Linked DNA regions of Homo sapiens: region 1 is linked to region 2. A link is an interaction called in ENCODE POLR2A ChIA-PET data of the cell type or tissue named here. Cell type or tissue: A673. All regions are shown on one strand.

Region 1 (8,000 bases), 220 kb after region 2:
AGACAGTTGAAGGGCACTAGAAAGATTTCCCTGACCCAGAAAATGCCTCAAAGGAAGTGACAGAAAAGGCCCCTGGAGGAAAAACAGAAAAACACAAAATGAAGTGATAGGACAGCAAGGATGAGCTTCCTTCCCCAAAGTCACAATATTTTCCAAGAAACCATTTTGGATAACTCATTTTGCTCATTGAAAAAACTGTATTCATACTATGGGCAATGTCACATATTAAGAAATTGGCGGCCGGGCGTGGTGGCTCATGCCTGTAATCTCAGCACTTTGGGAGGCCAAGGTCGGCAGATCACGAAGTCAGGAGATCGAGACCATCCTGGCTAATGCTAAAATACAAAATACAAAAATACAAAATACAAAAATACAAATACAAAAAAAAATACAAATACTAAAAATACAAAAAAATAGCCAGGCATGGTGGCGGGCGCCTGTAGTCCCAGCTACTTGGGAGGCTGAGGCAGGAGAATGGCATGAACCTGGGAGGCGGAGCTGGCAGTGAGCAAAGATCACGCCACTGTACTCCAGCCTGGGCGACAGAGTGAGACTCCATCTCAAAAAAAAAAAAAAAAAATTGGCATGTAATTATTACTATTACTGTTATTTTTAATGAAGAAGGCAATAGAAGCTAAGGGCACAGGTTTGAGATTAGACAGACCCGGGTACAAATCCTGGTTTTACCACATACTAACTGTGTGACTTTAGACAAGCTACTTAATTTCTCTGGTATCACTTTTGTCGTCTGAAAAATGGGAAGAATCATTCATTCCAAAATATTTGCTGAGCAGCTACTACATAAAAGGACAAATAAGATCCCTACCTTCCAGAAGCTTGTATGTTAGGAGTATGGAGGGAGAGAAAGACAATAAATAAGTAAATAAAAAGATGATTTTAGATTGTGATAAATACTGTAGAGGATATATAGTTTTCAGTGTGTGCACGCGAATTAGACTGCCTGGGTTCAAATCTCGGTTATGCTATTTACTAGCTGTGTGATCTTTGCAAGTGACTCAATCTCTGTACCTCGGTTTCCCCATTTGTAAATGGGCATATTAATAGCATCTAATTTATAACCTCATGGGATTATTATGAGGATTAAATGAATGCATCCATGTAAACTGCTTAGAACTGTGTACACCACATAGTAATTGCATAAGAGCTATATACTAATACTATGAAGAAAATAAATTGGAAGATATGATGATAAGTTGGGAGAGTGGTATTTAAGACAGGGTAGTCAGTGAAGGACTTCCTGAGGCTGTGATATTTAAGCTGACACTGAAAGAATGAGAAAGAGCCAGTCATTATTAGAGTATTTCAGGAAGAGGAAGACCTAAGTGCAAAGATCTAAGGCAGAAAGACTCTTCACATATTTGAAAAAGAGAAATGAGACCTGTGTGGTAAAACATAGTGAGCAAGAGAGAAAGCTGCATTGTAATTATTTTCTACTTCTGCATAACAAATTATAACAAATTGAACATCCTCTTACTAGCTCACAGTTCTATAAGTCAGAAGTCTAGGTGGGAATGAGTGTGGTGGCTCATGCTTTAATCTCAACAATTTGGAAGGCCAAGGTGGGAGGATCGCTTAAGCCCAGGAGTTTGAACCCAGCCTGGGCAACATGGTGCAACCCCAACTCCACAAAAAAAATTTTTTTTCTTAATTAGCCTGGCCTGGTGGTACACGCCTGTAGTCCCAGTTACTTCAGAGGCTGAGGTGGGACAATCACTTGAGCCCAGGAGGTTGAGGCTGCAGTGAGCCATGGTCATACCACTGTATTCTGGCCTGGACAACAGAGCAAGACCCTGTCTCAAAAAAAGAAAAAAAAAAGAATAAATCTAGTGGCTGGACCTGGTGGCTCATGCCTGTAATCCCAGCACTCTGGGAGACCAAGACAGGATTGCTTGAGCTCAGGAGTTCGAGATCAGTCTGAGCAACACAGTGAGACCCTGTCTCTACTAAAAACACACACAAAAAAATTAGCTGGGCATAGTGACACATGCCTGTGGTCCCAGCTACTCAAGGGGCTGAGACACGAGGATCACTTGAGACAGGAGGTTGAGGCTGCAGAGAGCCCTGATCATGCCACTGCAATCCAGCCTGGGTGACAGTGTGAGACTTTGTCAAAAAAAAAAAAAAAAGAAGAAGAAGAAGAAAAAAAAGAAGAAATCTAGGTGGGCTTGGTTGAGCTCTCTGCTTAGGGCTTCACGAGGCTGAAATCAATAATTTAGCCAGGCTGAGCTGTTATGATTCAGATTTACTATATGAGATAATAAATGAATAATGTTTTAAGCCTTTAATAAATGACTTACATTTTAAACCCCTCAGTTTGTGGTAATATTGTTACACAGCAATAGATAACTAATACAACTTAAGTGTAGGAAATATCACATTTCATTATTTTCTAGATTAAATTAAATCCCCCGAGTCCATTAGAGTGGATAATTTAATCAGTTATTTTTAGAATGCTCTAAGGCTTACATCATTCAGGAAAACCGATGTGGGGAAGAGTGTATACTGAGTCCTGAATCCACTGATTTGCTGGTAAAACACACATTGTCCAAATCTATATAGTCTATTCAAAGGTGGCTGCCTCTATTGAAGACAACAGCTACTCCCTCTGTGCCAGACTTGGCCATGGAGACCTTCATTCCAGAGGGAAGGCTGGAAGCTTAGTGCTCAGTCCCCAGGTACACACAAAGCCATGCCTATCAAAATTCCTGCTATTTCCAGGCCACCATGAGGAAGCAGAGTATAGATCCCCACAGCTGGAGGAGCTACCACTGCCCGTCTTCCTACTCTGGAAATCTTTCTCTGCTCCAGCTTCTTCTGTCTTAACGTCAGTCCAGCAAGTCTCCAAGACCCTAGATTTCAAAAGCAACATTCTCTTAACTAAGGAATCCTAGACCTTAACAAACAGAACACCAAGTACTAAGCTATTCTATCCTGCGAAAGGGAGGAAAAATGCTCTCTTATTTTTGGGATGATTCTATAGCAACTAGAAGTCATTTAATTTGCCACACAGTCAACCAGGGCAAAATGAAAACACATGTTCAATCACAAAGTGTTCATTACAGTGAAAGATTTCATTTCCTCAAGAAATGCAGGACTCCTCATAGCTCTAAGTGCTACAGGAGACTTTTCTTTCCTTGTTTTTTTTTTTTTTTTTTTTTTGAGATGGAGTCTCTCTCTTGTTGCACACGCTGAAGTGCAATGGTGCAATCTCTGCTCACTGCAACCTCCGCCTCCCGGGTTCAAGTGATTCTCCTGCCTCAGCCTCCTGAATACCTGGGAATAAGTAGAGACAGGTTTTGCCATGTTGGCCAGGCTGATCTTGAACTCCTGACCTCAAGTGATCCACCTGCCTCAGCCTCCCATAGTTCTGGGATTACAGGCGTGAGCCACCATGCCTGGCTTACAAGCTTTAAAAAAAAAATCTACCACTGCAGTCTTGGCTGTTAGCTTTCTGAGGTTCTTTTATTTTTTCCCATTGAAATGCACTGGACAACATTCCAAATTACCTACTAAACCAAATCCAAGTTCTTCCACCACAGAGATACGAATTTATTTTTACAGCAGTTAACAAAAAAAAATTCCCCCTTTTTTTTCTTTTGCCATTTTCTCTGATAATGCTGTATTATTCCTCCCACTCAACAGCCAAGAAAGACAACCCAACTACTTCCTCCTCCAACATACAGGAAAGAATAGAAACAATTCTATCAGCTCCAGCTGGGGCAGCACAAATGCCAGGAAGCTTTTCTTAGATTTTTGAATCCTACGTGACTCTCACTTTAGGTGCTTTCCAAAATTTTGGTTTCATTTTTCTTGAATTCTGTTCTGCAGAAACTCTCAATTGTCTAACACTGGTGGCATTTAGTAATCTTTGCCAAGTTTAATTCCAATCTAGTTGCTTGGAAGATTTCAGTGACCTAAGAAGAAGGTTTTGTAAACCTCCTTGTTTTGTGCAATGGGAATTTGTTCAGCAAGTAGGAGTCAGGATCCCTCCCTATCTCTCAGCAAAATAGGTTGTGTTATTTCCTTTTATTTCAAAATATACTGGGGTTTGTTTTAAGACAACTTTTGAGTCCCACTATTGCTAATGATCAGTTGTATGCTTTAGGCAAATTCACAAAACTTTCTAAACCTTGGTATCTTCATTTGTAATGTTAGGATAATTCCTTCTTTATACAGTTGTTGAAAAAGCTACTGGATTTAAATCCGGGTTTTATAATGAGCATAATGTGTGCTCATTAAATGGTAGACATTGGTTCTTCTTTATCTGATTTTTCCCAACTCTGGTTTACTGTCATTTATCTTAAGTAAAAATCTTGTAGCCACAAAGCAAGTAACCAGCTCCCCTGTCCAACATTAGTGTCAGAAAATGTTGGTGCCTCTGACAAATAGAAAATCTAATGAATAGGGTACTGTTTTAGGAAGAAGGAGATCTGGCTTTCCCCCTGGGCTTACTGCAACAAGTGACTTAACTTACAAAGCAACCATGAAAATGAGCATTGTGCCTCAAGAAATAAACCCTCTCACTCTTTTTCTTGGATGTGTGTTGCATTGCCATGGGATTGTTTTCAGCATTAGGAGGCTCTGCTACAAGTTCAGTTCAGGTCAGCAAACTTTTTTTTTCAGGGCTTCATCTGTATCAGGACTGTGCTTGTTATCAGATATAAAAACGAAGAAGGCAAAATTCCTGAGCTTTCATTCACTTGCTCAGTAAATGTTTATAGAGTGCCTACTAGGTAATAAAACTGTGAGTCTTGAGGAATCAAACAGAAAAAGTTACTGCCCTCGTGGACTTTATAATATAGAGAAGATTATAGACAGTGTTGCACTGATAAATGTTTAACAACAACCAGCTCTCCAAAAAGAAAAAAAAAAAAGAAAGAAAATCCAATTCTTTTCTTTTTCTTTCTTTTCTTTTTTTTTTTTTTTTTTTTGAAACAGAGTCTCACTCTGTCGCCCAGGCTGGAGGGCAGTGGCATGATCTTGGTTCACTGCAACCTCCGCCTCACGGGTTCAAGTGATTCTCCTGCCTCAGCCTCCTGAGTAGCTGGGATTACAGGTGCCCGCCACCAGGCCCAGCTAATTTTTGTATTTTTAGTAGAGACGGAGTTTCACCATGTTGGCCAGGCTGGTCTCGAACTCCTGACCTCGTGATCCGCCCACCTCGGCCTCCCAAAGTGCTGACATTACAGGCGTGAGCCACCGCACACGGCCATTCTTTTCTATCTGTTTGTGGCCTCTTTTTTTTTCTTTTTGGAAATGTTTAGGAACTTTTTTTGTCCCTAGTAAATAACATTTCCCATCTTTTGCTCTGGTGTGGGTATTTTAAAGTCTATTATGCTGAGCACAGCATGCTGTTTTACTCTAGAAAGTCAATACAGTTGTGGAAAATTTTCCTGCATTTGATTATCACCTCCCCTCTGTTTTCTCTATTCTTTCTTTCTGAAATTCTTATTATTTAGATGCTGAAGTAAGTATTTTTCTTATCTTTTCTATTTTCTGTCTCTTTTTCATTTTCTTTTCTTTTCTTTTCTTTTTTTTTTTGAGACAAAGTCTCATTCTGTCACCCAGACTAGAGTGCAGTGGCGCAATCTCGGCTCACTACAACCTCTGCCTCCCAGGTTCAAGCTATTCTCATGCCTCAGCCTCCTGAGTAGCTGGGATTACAGGCACGCGCCACCTCTCCCGGCTTATTTTTGTATTTTTGGTAGAGACACGGTTTCACCGTGCTAGCCAGGCTGGTCTCAAACTCCTGACCTCAGGTGATCCACCTGCCTCGGCCTCCCAAAGTACTGGGATTACAAGCGTGAGCCACTGTGCCCGGCTTTCATTTTCATTTTTATATTTTGGCTCTACTTTCTCAGAGATTTCCTCCAATTTTATTTTCTAATTCCCCCCATTCCTGAGCTTTTGGGGTGATTCACAGCATGAATCAGCTTGTTATTACCCTCCTCCTCTTCAAGTTTAGATCTGAATTTTCTCTAGATGGGAATATTTGTTCTCACTTATTCCCCTGCTTCCATTCTTCAAATTTTGTTATGTTGTCTCCTCTCCCTTTCTGTTGGTCATTTTTGGCTTATACCTTTTTTGAGGTCACATTACTGGGATTTCAGGAAGAACCAGTGGTGAAGGCACATTTTTAATCTACCATGCATAATAAGGTCCTTTATTTCTTGCCATTTTCATTCCTACTATAACAGTCATACTTCTCAAGGCAGCATAGATACCTCTGAGTTACAGGCAAAAGATCAAGTGCAAGAAAGTGATGTAGGACAGGCAAGCACCAAAGTGGAGCTTAGCCAGAGAGGGTTCTTGGCCTTGCCCAGAAAAGAATTCAAGGGTAATCCAGAGAAAGAAGAAAACAGCTTTGTTGAACAGTCAGTGTTACAGCTCGGTGACTGCTCCCGCAGAACAGGGCTTAGAGTAGCAGCTCGGGGTAGTTTTGCAGTCATATTTATACCCACTTTTAATTGTATGCAGATTAAGGGGCAGTTTATGCAGAAAAGGGGTAGTAACTGTTGAATGGTTAGGTACCATGGAAAGGGGTGATAACAACCCTGGTGTTGCCATGGCAACGGTAAATTGACATGGCACACTGGTGGGTGGGTCTGATTGAAAACTGCTTTCTCCTTGGCAACACCAGGGAGAAAGTGTGAAAAAGTGTCTTGGCTAGTCCTCAGTCTAGTCCAGTATCCAAGTCCCACCCCTAGAATCAAGTCCCGCCTCCTACCTTAAAAGTACAGAGGAGAAAAAGCACAAATATTAATATTTCAAGATATTATAACATTTCCAACAGTGCTGGAGCCAGCTCATACTGGCTCATAAGAATAGATGGCTTATATTCAGGAATTTTATGAGACAGTGGTTAACCATTATTAAAAATTAAATAAACAGAATATTTATTATAACATAATGAAATAAATTATATTAAAAACAGACAATACTCAAAACTTATCACTTCCTAATTATTGTAGTGAATCCTACTATTATCTATCTTCTTGAGGTTCTTTACATCTATCGTGTCTGTATCACAGAAATATTATATAATGGTGTTCCATATATTTATTTATAAATAAATAAATTAAATAAAACAAAACCAGGTATTATTCCGGCTGTCAAAAAACATTTGCCTCTAAACTTTCTTTTTTTTTTTTTGAGACAGAGTCTCGCTCTGTCACCTAGGCTGGAGTGCAGTGGCACGATCTCGGCTCACTGCAACCTCTGCCTCCCAGGTTCAAGCGATTCTCCTGCCTCAGCCTCCCCAGTAGCTGGGATCACAGGCGCATGCCATCACGCCCAGCTAATTTTTTGTATTTTTAGTAGAAATGGGGTTTCACCGTGTTAGCCAGGATGGCCTCCATCTCCTAACCTTGTGATCTGCCCGCCTTGGGCTCCCAAAGTGCTGGGATTACAGGTGTAAGCCACTGCGCCCAGCCTGCCTCTAAACTTTCAACCTATGCATGCCAAGGTTCAAAACCCTTCTGAAACAATTGATTATTGTTCTACATCCTTCACTAAACCCTTCCACACCACATCCATCCGAGCTGGGCTTAATGCCCCTCCTACACATTCTTAGCATATCATTCCTACCTACCACCTTTGTGTTAAAATGATCTGCTTATCGGCTTCTCTTTGGCTAAAGCTAAACTGTAAGCTTCTGTATGGAAAGCCTCCACAAACCCCAGATGAGACTGAATTTCCCTATTATAATTGTCCACAATTCCCTATAGTTTGGCTTTATAATACTTATGCGTGTGATTATATTTGTAACAGGAATAGCAATTAACGCTCTCTAGTCTTACATACCCATTAAGGCTGAGGCTTTCTTTCACACCCCTCAGTTTCCTCACAGCATTCCTTTTATTTTCAAAAGATTGCTTGAAAAAAAATGTTGAATGTTTCTTCCTCTTTTATTTAAAACAATAGTTTATATTTGTACAGAGTTTTTAAAGTTACATAATTCTATGAAGCTTATAATGAAA
Region 2 (8,000 bases):
CCTGTAATCCCAGCTACTTGGGAGGCTGAGGCAGGAGAATGGCGTGAACCCAGGAGGCGGAGCTTGCAGTGAGCCAAGATCACGCCACTGCACTCCAGCCTGGGCGACTGAGTGAGACTCCGTCTCAAAAAAAAAAAAAAAATAAGGCTAGTCAACTCTTTGGGTTAAAAAGAAAACACAAACTGAAATGACAACATTACTAAATATCAGAACCAAGGAGACGCCAAAAATAGCACTTAAAGGAAAATTCAAGGCCTTAAATACTTACATAAGCAAAAATAAATGAACTAAATATTTGACTCAAAAAGGAAAAATATAACACATGAATATAACATATAATAAAAGACAAATGAAAAAATGGAATTCTTCAAAGGCTGTGACATGTAATTGTAAAATATCAAGCCAAGATACTTAAACTTGTATTTCTTTTTACTTAGGGACAATTAAAATTTAAAACTGCTCAATGTACATTTATATTCTAAGTCTGTATTAATATACATACATACATACATACGTACACATGATATGCACACAATTGGAGATTTGGATTTTTGTAAGATATACACAGAATGAGAAATATCAAGATAGCCTATGATTAGACTAAAAATATACAAAAAACTCCATGCTCTCCCAAAAACTGATTTAATAACTATCAGCAGAAGTTATATTTCATTATGAATACAGAGAATTTTCATGATAAAATACTTACATTCCCAATCTCAAAGTTTTGCCTCATTAGTAGGTAAAGGGAGGCACTGGCGTGTGACCGTATTGTACCGATGCTACTGCTACAGTGTCGGAGAAGCCTGAGGCATAAATCAGCACACTGCTCTGTCTCTTCTTCAAATAAGAGTTCAGGAAACTGTAAAACAACAAAACAAACCACCACTGAATTTTTACAGTAAAAGTTTCTGAGATATGTTAATATAACCTGAACTGGAGACTTGTTAGTATAGCCCAGAAATTAAAAGAATGGTTAGGACAATATTAGCTAATGGTTAATAGTGTGAGACACAGAGTCAAACTGGGTTCGAATGCTCATTATTCCACTTACTAACTAGTAGTGGGACCTTGGACAAGTTTTCTCATCCACAAAATAGGCCTAATAATATATCTACAAGGGATTGTTGTGAAGCTTCTATCAGAATGTGCATAAAACACTTAGTAATCAACATATATGAATTCTATATTTATTACAAAATAATACGTAAGTTATTTTCATCAACATCTCTGCATTCCATCCTCTAGGATGATTAAAATGAAATAGCTACCTTCAAAATTTAAGAATATACATATTTCTAAGGGAAAACAAATATAAGAAGTAAACATTTAAAGCAGTTGAACAAACACATACCTTCTTTTCCATTCATCATAAAATAATTTCAGTGGGTTGAATTGCTTATATATTGAATTCTTTATAAATTGAGTTTTTTATAAAAACAGAACCAAGTGAAGAGAAAACAAGAGAAGCCCCATATTTAAGATTGGCTATTAATTTCAGGCCCTTCTCCACATCCAAGTTACTGTTTTTCAAACCAGAACTGGTTAAAGGTGATTCGAATAAATGAAAAATTCTAAAAGGCAGGCAGCAGTAGAGAGGCAAAGAAGAATTAAGGGTCTTAGGTTATTATTTAAATTTTAACTACACATATTCATTAATATATTACTACATATATTAACCAATGAATGTGTCAAATGATCTTAGACAATGTTAATAAAAAAAACAAAGTCTGACAACACTGCAGGTACAAAATAACCTACCTTTGAAACCAAGGCTCTCTGTGTAGCAAAACAGTGTTGTAGATAAACTGCACTTTGGTTACAGGCCATGCTGTGTAGTAGCACTTTTAGCACTCCACCAAGAATGCTCTCTTTGGATTCCGTTACAGAAACGGTCTGCAATTTAAAAATAAACAAATAAAATAGAGATGTACTTGCAATTTAGTTATGGATGTTACAGGCCTCCCTATGTATAAATAAAGGCCTCCCTGTATGTATAAGTAAAGTTTTAAAAGATAAAAAAATGATAACATAAGATCTAGGATGGCTTCAAGAAGGAGCTAAGCAGGATTTGAATAAGAAAAGGGGGAAAAAGAATAAATATAATTTAAATGAGAAAAAACAGGAGTAAGATACAATGGCAAGAAATCATAAGGTGTGTTTTAGGAAAATTAGTAAGTAAATTTGAATTGACTTGAGGTTCATGTAGAAAATAACTAGAGATAAGGCTGAAAAATTGAGTGGTGCCTAGAGCAAAAAATGTTGGTGGTACACAAATAACCATTCTTTTCTTCTTTAATAATTGAAATCCTGAATTTTAGCTGAAGACTTTGAATCCGGCTACAGAGAGAGGTGAACAAAAGAGAAGTTACATCTTCTGAGTCATGCCCTTAAAAAAAGAAATGTACTCTGTCCCTGCTGTTTCTTTTCACTGAATGAAATACAGACATGATGGCCGCAGCTCAAGCAACCATCTTGGGATCAGTTATCTTGGACTTATTAAATTTTTTCTATTTTTAAAACTTTAGTCAGGATAATGACTGATAAAATCTTTTTTTTTTTGTTTTTGAGATGGAGTCTCACTCTGTCACCCAGGCTGAAGTGCAGTGGCTTGATCTTGGCTCACTGCAACCTCCGCCTCCTGGCTTCAAGCAATTCTTGTGCCTCAGCCTCCTGAGTAGCTAGGATTACAGGTGTGCGCCACCACACCCAGCTAATTTTTTTATTTTTAGTAGAGTCAGGGTTGGCTGGGTGCAGTGGCTCACGCCTGTAATCCCCACACTTTGGGAGGCTGAGGTGGGTGGATCACCTGAGGTCAGGAGTTCGAGACCAGCCTAACCAACGTGGAGAAACCCTGTCTCTACTAAAAATACACAATCAGCTGGGCGTGGTGGCGCATGCCTGTAATCCCAGCTACTTGGGAGGCTGAGGCAGGAGAATCACTTGAACCCGGGAGGCGGAGGTTGTGGTGAGCTGAGATTGCGCCACTGCACTCCAGCCTGGGCAACAAGAGCGAAACTCCACCTCAAAAATAAATAAATAAATAAATAAATAAATAAATAAAATAGAGTAGAGTCAGGGTTTTGCCATGTTGACTAGGCTGGTCTTGAACTCCTGACTTGAAGTGATCCACCCACCTCAGCTTCCCAAATTGCTGGGATTACAGGCATGAGCCACCGTGCCCAGCCATAAAATACTTTTAAAGGAAAATTCTCACAACAATGTACAGAATGGATGGTGGGAAGAATACAGAGTGAGTTATGAAGTAGGTGGCCATTGTAATAGCGTGGAAATATGAACCTGGCAGAGTAGTGGTAGTAGAAAAGGAATGGAAGGAATAGGTGAGAGATATATTTACTAAAACATCTGAAAGATCTTGCTAACTGATTTGAATCCTGGCTCTTCTACATACTAGCTGCGTCATTATGGGCAGTTATTTAACATCTTTGTGCCTAAGTGTTCTCATCTACAAGATGAGGATACTGACAGTTTCAATGTCATGAGTTTCTTAGAAGGATCAAATGAGTTAATATTTGTAAAGTGCTTAGGACAATGTTTAACACAGAAAAAACTAAATAAATGTCAGCTATCACATTGTTACTACAGAATACTGCCCAGAGGGCAACTGTTAGGACCCAACACAATGATTATAGATAAAAAGCCTGAAACATTGCTGTGGTATACAGAGGATACTGCATAAACCCAGTTTATCTATATGTAGCTATAGCTATACATGCATGTTGAATCTCACCTGATGGCAGAACTTCCACCTATAAATACTCAGAGGATATTTGGAAATGCAAGACTAGGCCATCAAGGGGAAAGACAAGGAGATAAAGATTTCATAATCATCCTCCATGAAGAAACAGTTGAAGCTATGGGAATTTATAATTACAGAGAATCTCAGAATGCTTGGAACGAAACTTTTAGGAACTACCAATATTTAATAAAATGTAATTTTATGGCTCACAGTAAACACTTTTCCCTCCAACCTCAATTTACCAAATCCGTATTTTAAATTTCTCTTCTTTGCATTCTTACCTGAACAACAATCTCTAATGTATCTAAAATGATTAGGTTTGCTTCTGTAGCCAGGTTTCCATCAATCAGTGCTTCGTGTTCAATCTCTGCTCTTGATCTAATACAAAATATTGTAAGAAATTATATTTATCTTTTTGAAAACTACAATTCTGAAAAGACTTAAGGATGCATAGAAATAAAAAATTTCAAACCATTTTCAATATTTGCCTGATAAAAAATTACAAGAGAATAAGAAAAAAGGCAGTAGTTTACACATTTATGCAGCTTTTTTGTTAACCACAACAATACACACTTTCTCACCCCATTACAGAAGTGTAATGCCACTAAAAGCATAAATGTTTATGTTTTAGCTTTCAAACATGCAGCAGACAGTTTTATTCTAAGTGACACTGACACTAGGTGGTGCTATGTGGGCTTGTATTTAGGACTGCTTCATGGAAAACAACATTCAAATATTTAGTATTCATCTTACTATTTCAAATATTTCCAATGTCTGTATTCAGGATAAATGTACTTAATTTGTCTAAGGTTTCATCTAATTTTCCCCCAATTTTTTTTATATAAATATGCTCAGATGATAATTTAACTCTTCAGTGAGACTAGATGGAATTACTCATTGGAAACACAACAAATTTGGGGAAAAAAGGATGTGAGGTGACGAATATGCTAGTTAGCTTGCCTGTGGTAATCATTTCACAATTGTACACATATATTAAAAGATCATGTTATATTCTGTAAATATATACAATTTTGTCAATTATAACTCAATAAAGCTAGAAAAATAATAAAGAAAAAAGAACAAAACAGTTTGATGCAATAAAGTGGTTTACTTAAATACTAATATTTGTAAAAGTATCATTTAATGCAAATAAAAATGTAAGAATAATTACACATGATTTATGAATATAGTTGAGATTTTTGTTTTAGCAATAATAGATATACAGATACTATATATTACACCAAAGTAGACAAAATAACACATAAAGTACAAGGCCATATTAAACACTAACTTTTCTAAGTTTTTAGATCTGTAAGTCTGTGAGTCTTTATTATTACCACTAAAGAGAATACTTCATTAATTTACAGTTTACAAATTCAATTTAAGAATAAAAGCACTTTGAAAGGCTGAGGTAGGGGATCCTTGAGACCAGGAGTTAAGAGACCAGCCTGCACAACATGGCAAAACCCTGTCTCTACAAAAATTATTTGGGCGTGGTGGTGCACAGCTATAATCCCAGCTACTTGGGAGGCTGAGGTGGGAGGCTCACCTAAGCCCAGGAGGTCAAGGCTGCAGTGAGTCATGATTGTGCCACTGCACTTTGGCCTGAGTGACAGAGTGAGATCTTGTCTCAAAAAAAAAAAAAAAAAAGAATACAATTATCAAAATTAAACTGGAAAATAAAATATTTAATGTTCAAACTTAAAATTTCCAGTGACATTTTATAAAGAAACATAAGATGGTTTAAACAAAAAGAATCAGGAGAACACCAAAAAAGTCTCCCTCAAAACACAGCAAGATAAGCCAAGAGAACACATTCTACAAATGCAGAAATAAAGCACTACTATACTGATAGTACAGTACCTGGCTACTCTGTGATTTCTAAAAAATAACACATGTAGAAAAACCATCAGAGAAATAGATTTGGACAGACGGAGAAAAAGAAAGGAAAGCACACATTCCAAGGTTAAGAATTTTAATATATTTATATTACATTCAATATCTGATTATTTCAAGCTCTCATACATATGGTACTGAAACTTGTTTCTCTGCTGGCTCTCACTTGTTTCCTCTGTTTTATGATTTTACTGTCTGTGAGAAAATATTGTGAAAGTTTATTTGTGAGAATCTTCTGAGGCTTGGGCTGATGATGGTTCTCAGATAGGGTAATCAATCATCTTGGTTTGCCTTAGGACAGGACTAAAGGGCTCCCTGGGATGTGGGACAATCAGTGCTATAACTGGGAGAGTGCTAGGCAAACCTGAAATGAGTTGGTCACTCCATTCTCAAAGTTTTATGGGCCAGTGAAGCTACTTGCGGGCTAACTTATAATTAGAAATTCTCAAGAAAAAAATTTTAGCCCCTTGACTCAGTGCCAAATCTCAAGCCAGAAAAGTTTACCTGCAGCCACTTGGGCAGTAAGAAGATTCATGTAAGTGTATTGTAGGTGTTTATGGCAGTAGGATCAGTCAATGTATCAAGTCTGCCTTTATGCTAGAAACAGAAGACCTGTATTGTTTTGTCTTTCTTGAATTATATTATAAGCTCCATAACGACAAATGTCAGGTTTCTGATTCTTTGTAATATTTGAAATATTAGTTCAATGTGACACCTAAAATATGTTCAAAAAATAGTTGCTGAATGCATTTTCCAAGAGGATGTTTTAAAGAAAATGGAGTTTAAAATATAATATTTTGCCTTACTATACCACGAGAAGTTCTTCCTCCAAATCTTTTTAAATCTAAAATTTTTAAATTAAATATTTTGTTCTCTAAGACTTAATATATTTATTAAGTGTAAATACTAAATGTAAATATAAAGTAAAAGTTATCATTTTCCTCTTACATTTTAAAATTCAACACACCCATCAGTAACATAAAATAGAAAGCTGTATTACTTGTCAAGCTTCTCTGTGTTTTGACGCCAGTGAGTCATATCTTTCCTCCACCTCAAATTTTCTTGACTTCCAAAGGCACTTCCAGATGGGCTTCTCTCTGTCAAATAAATTTCAAAACCAATTTTCAAATGTTATTTCAGTTGGACCACATATATGTATACTTGCAATCATGTAAGAAATATACAACAATAATTTGTACAAGCCATTTTATCCTCAGTACAAGTTGAAAAACCTGACAATGGTGCTTTTTATTAAAAATTTTCACAATAATTTCAGAAGAAATGTACTTGCTATATGCAGTATCTTTTCTTTAAAACAATACCCACTTAAATAAGCAAATGTTCTAACATTGGTTTGCTTAAAATCTTAACCATGGCTTATAAGGCCTTACATGATATGACTTTATTTCCTACCATTCTTCCTCTTGCTTACCGCTTTCTGTTATCCTTGCGAATCTATCAGTATATACTCTGACTACGCTTCTGACTTACAACCTGTGCAATGGTTGTTGTTCCTTTTTCCTAATTGTTCTTCTCACAAATTTTCCTTTATCGCCTCCTTAGAAAGGCCTCCCACTCTCCAATACCTCCTTTTCCTTTTCTTTTGCTTTGTTCCTTTCCATAACACTTAGGACCACAAGTATATAAGCTCCTTAAGAACAGAAATGATATGTACTTTGTCCAAGCATGTTATGTCTAGGCTGATAAAGTGGTTTCTAGGTTTGAAGGCAGACTGCATGTATGGGTTCCTTTAAGGGGTGGCAGCAATAGAAATGATTCATACAAATCCATTAGGAGTGGAGACAGCATTGAGAATGTGGAGAATACACAAATATACATTTAAACAATGGACTCAGTCATAATTTCAAACTTTCAACTATAAAACTGCTTGTTTTTGGAAAAGGTAAGACTTTAAATTGGTTAAGAGGATGAAGAATAATGAAAGTAAATGTTCAGAGTTCAAATATAAATTTTTAAAAATACTGAAAAACAAATACAAAAGAATACAACTATACATATGTCAATTAAAGAAATACAAAAAATACTGAGAAATAAGAATCATTTCCTGTACAATAAAGGACATGGCTCTATTTCTTCTAATTTCTTTCCCTTTTCTTTCCTTTCTTTCCTTATCTCTTTCTCTTTTTTAAATTCTGAAATCCATGTCTTTAGGAAATTTATGGAAAAAAACAAAAAGATATGCCTATATTAAGATAGTTAGCAAAATTAACTATAATATTCTATCATTTACATTTTTTCCCACGAAACTCTCAATAGTTAATAATGTCTTAGAACTGAAAGTTAAGAAAAAGAAAACAATGTCTATTAGTAGACCTAATAAGCC

Evidence for each region. ChIA-PET counts read pairs that join two places held together with the same protein. Peaks named below come from ENCODE experiments on the same cell type or tissue, not always from the same donor. Only the 100,000 strongest peaks of a DNase experiment are listed, where the experiment ranks them.
Region 1: POLR2A ChIA-PET joins it to region 2 with 6 read pairs; 3 of 35 experiments call an interaction of 5 or more read pairs at or near these places.

The regions. Positions count from the first base shown.
Region 1 is chr1:62,721,621-62,729,620 of GRCh38, forward strand. No RefSeq gene overlaps it. Among named protein-coding and RNA genes, the nearest start is that of DOCK7-DT, 37 kb to the left of the region's middle. In A673, no CTCF peak of the experiment used is centred here; a DNase peak (open chromatin) is centred at 3,741; H3K4me3 peaks cover 634 bases; H3K27ac peaks cover 2,684 bases.
Region 2 is chr1:62,503,921-62,511,920 of GRCh38, forward strand. It overlaps DOCK7 (dedicator of cytokinesis 7), which reads right to left. Exons shown (of 50, transcript NM_001367561.1): 34 at 6,657-6,753; 35 at 4,042-4,138; 36 at 1,762-1,896; 37 at 710-862. Among named protein-coding and RNA genes, the nearest start is that of USP1, 71 kb to the left of the region's middle. In A673, CTCF peaks have their summits at 4,435 (motif pointing right) and 4,634; a DNase peak (open chromatin) is centred at 4,461.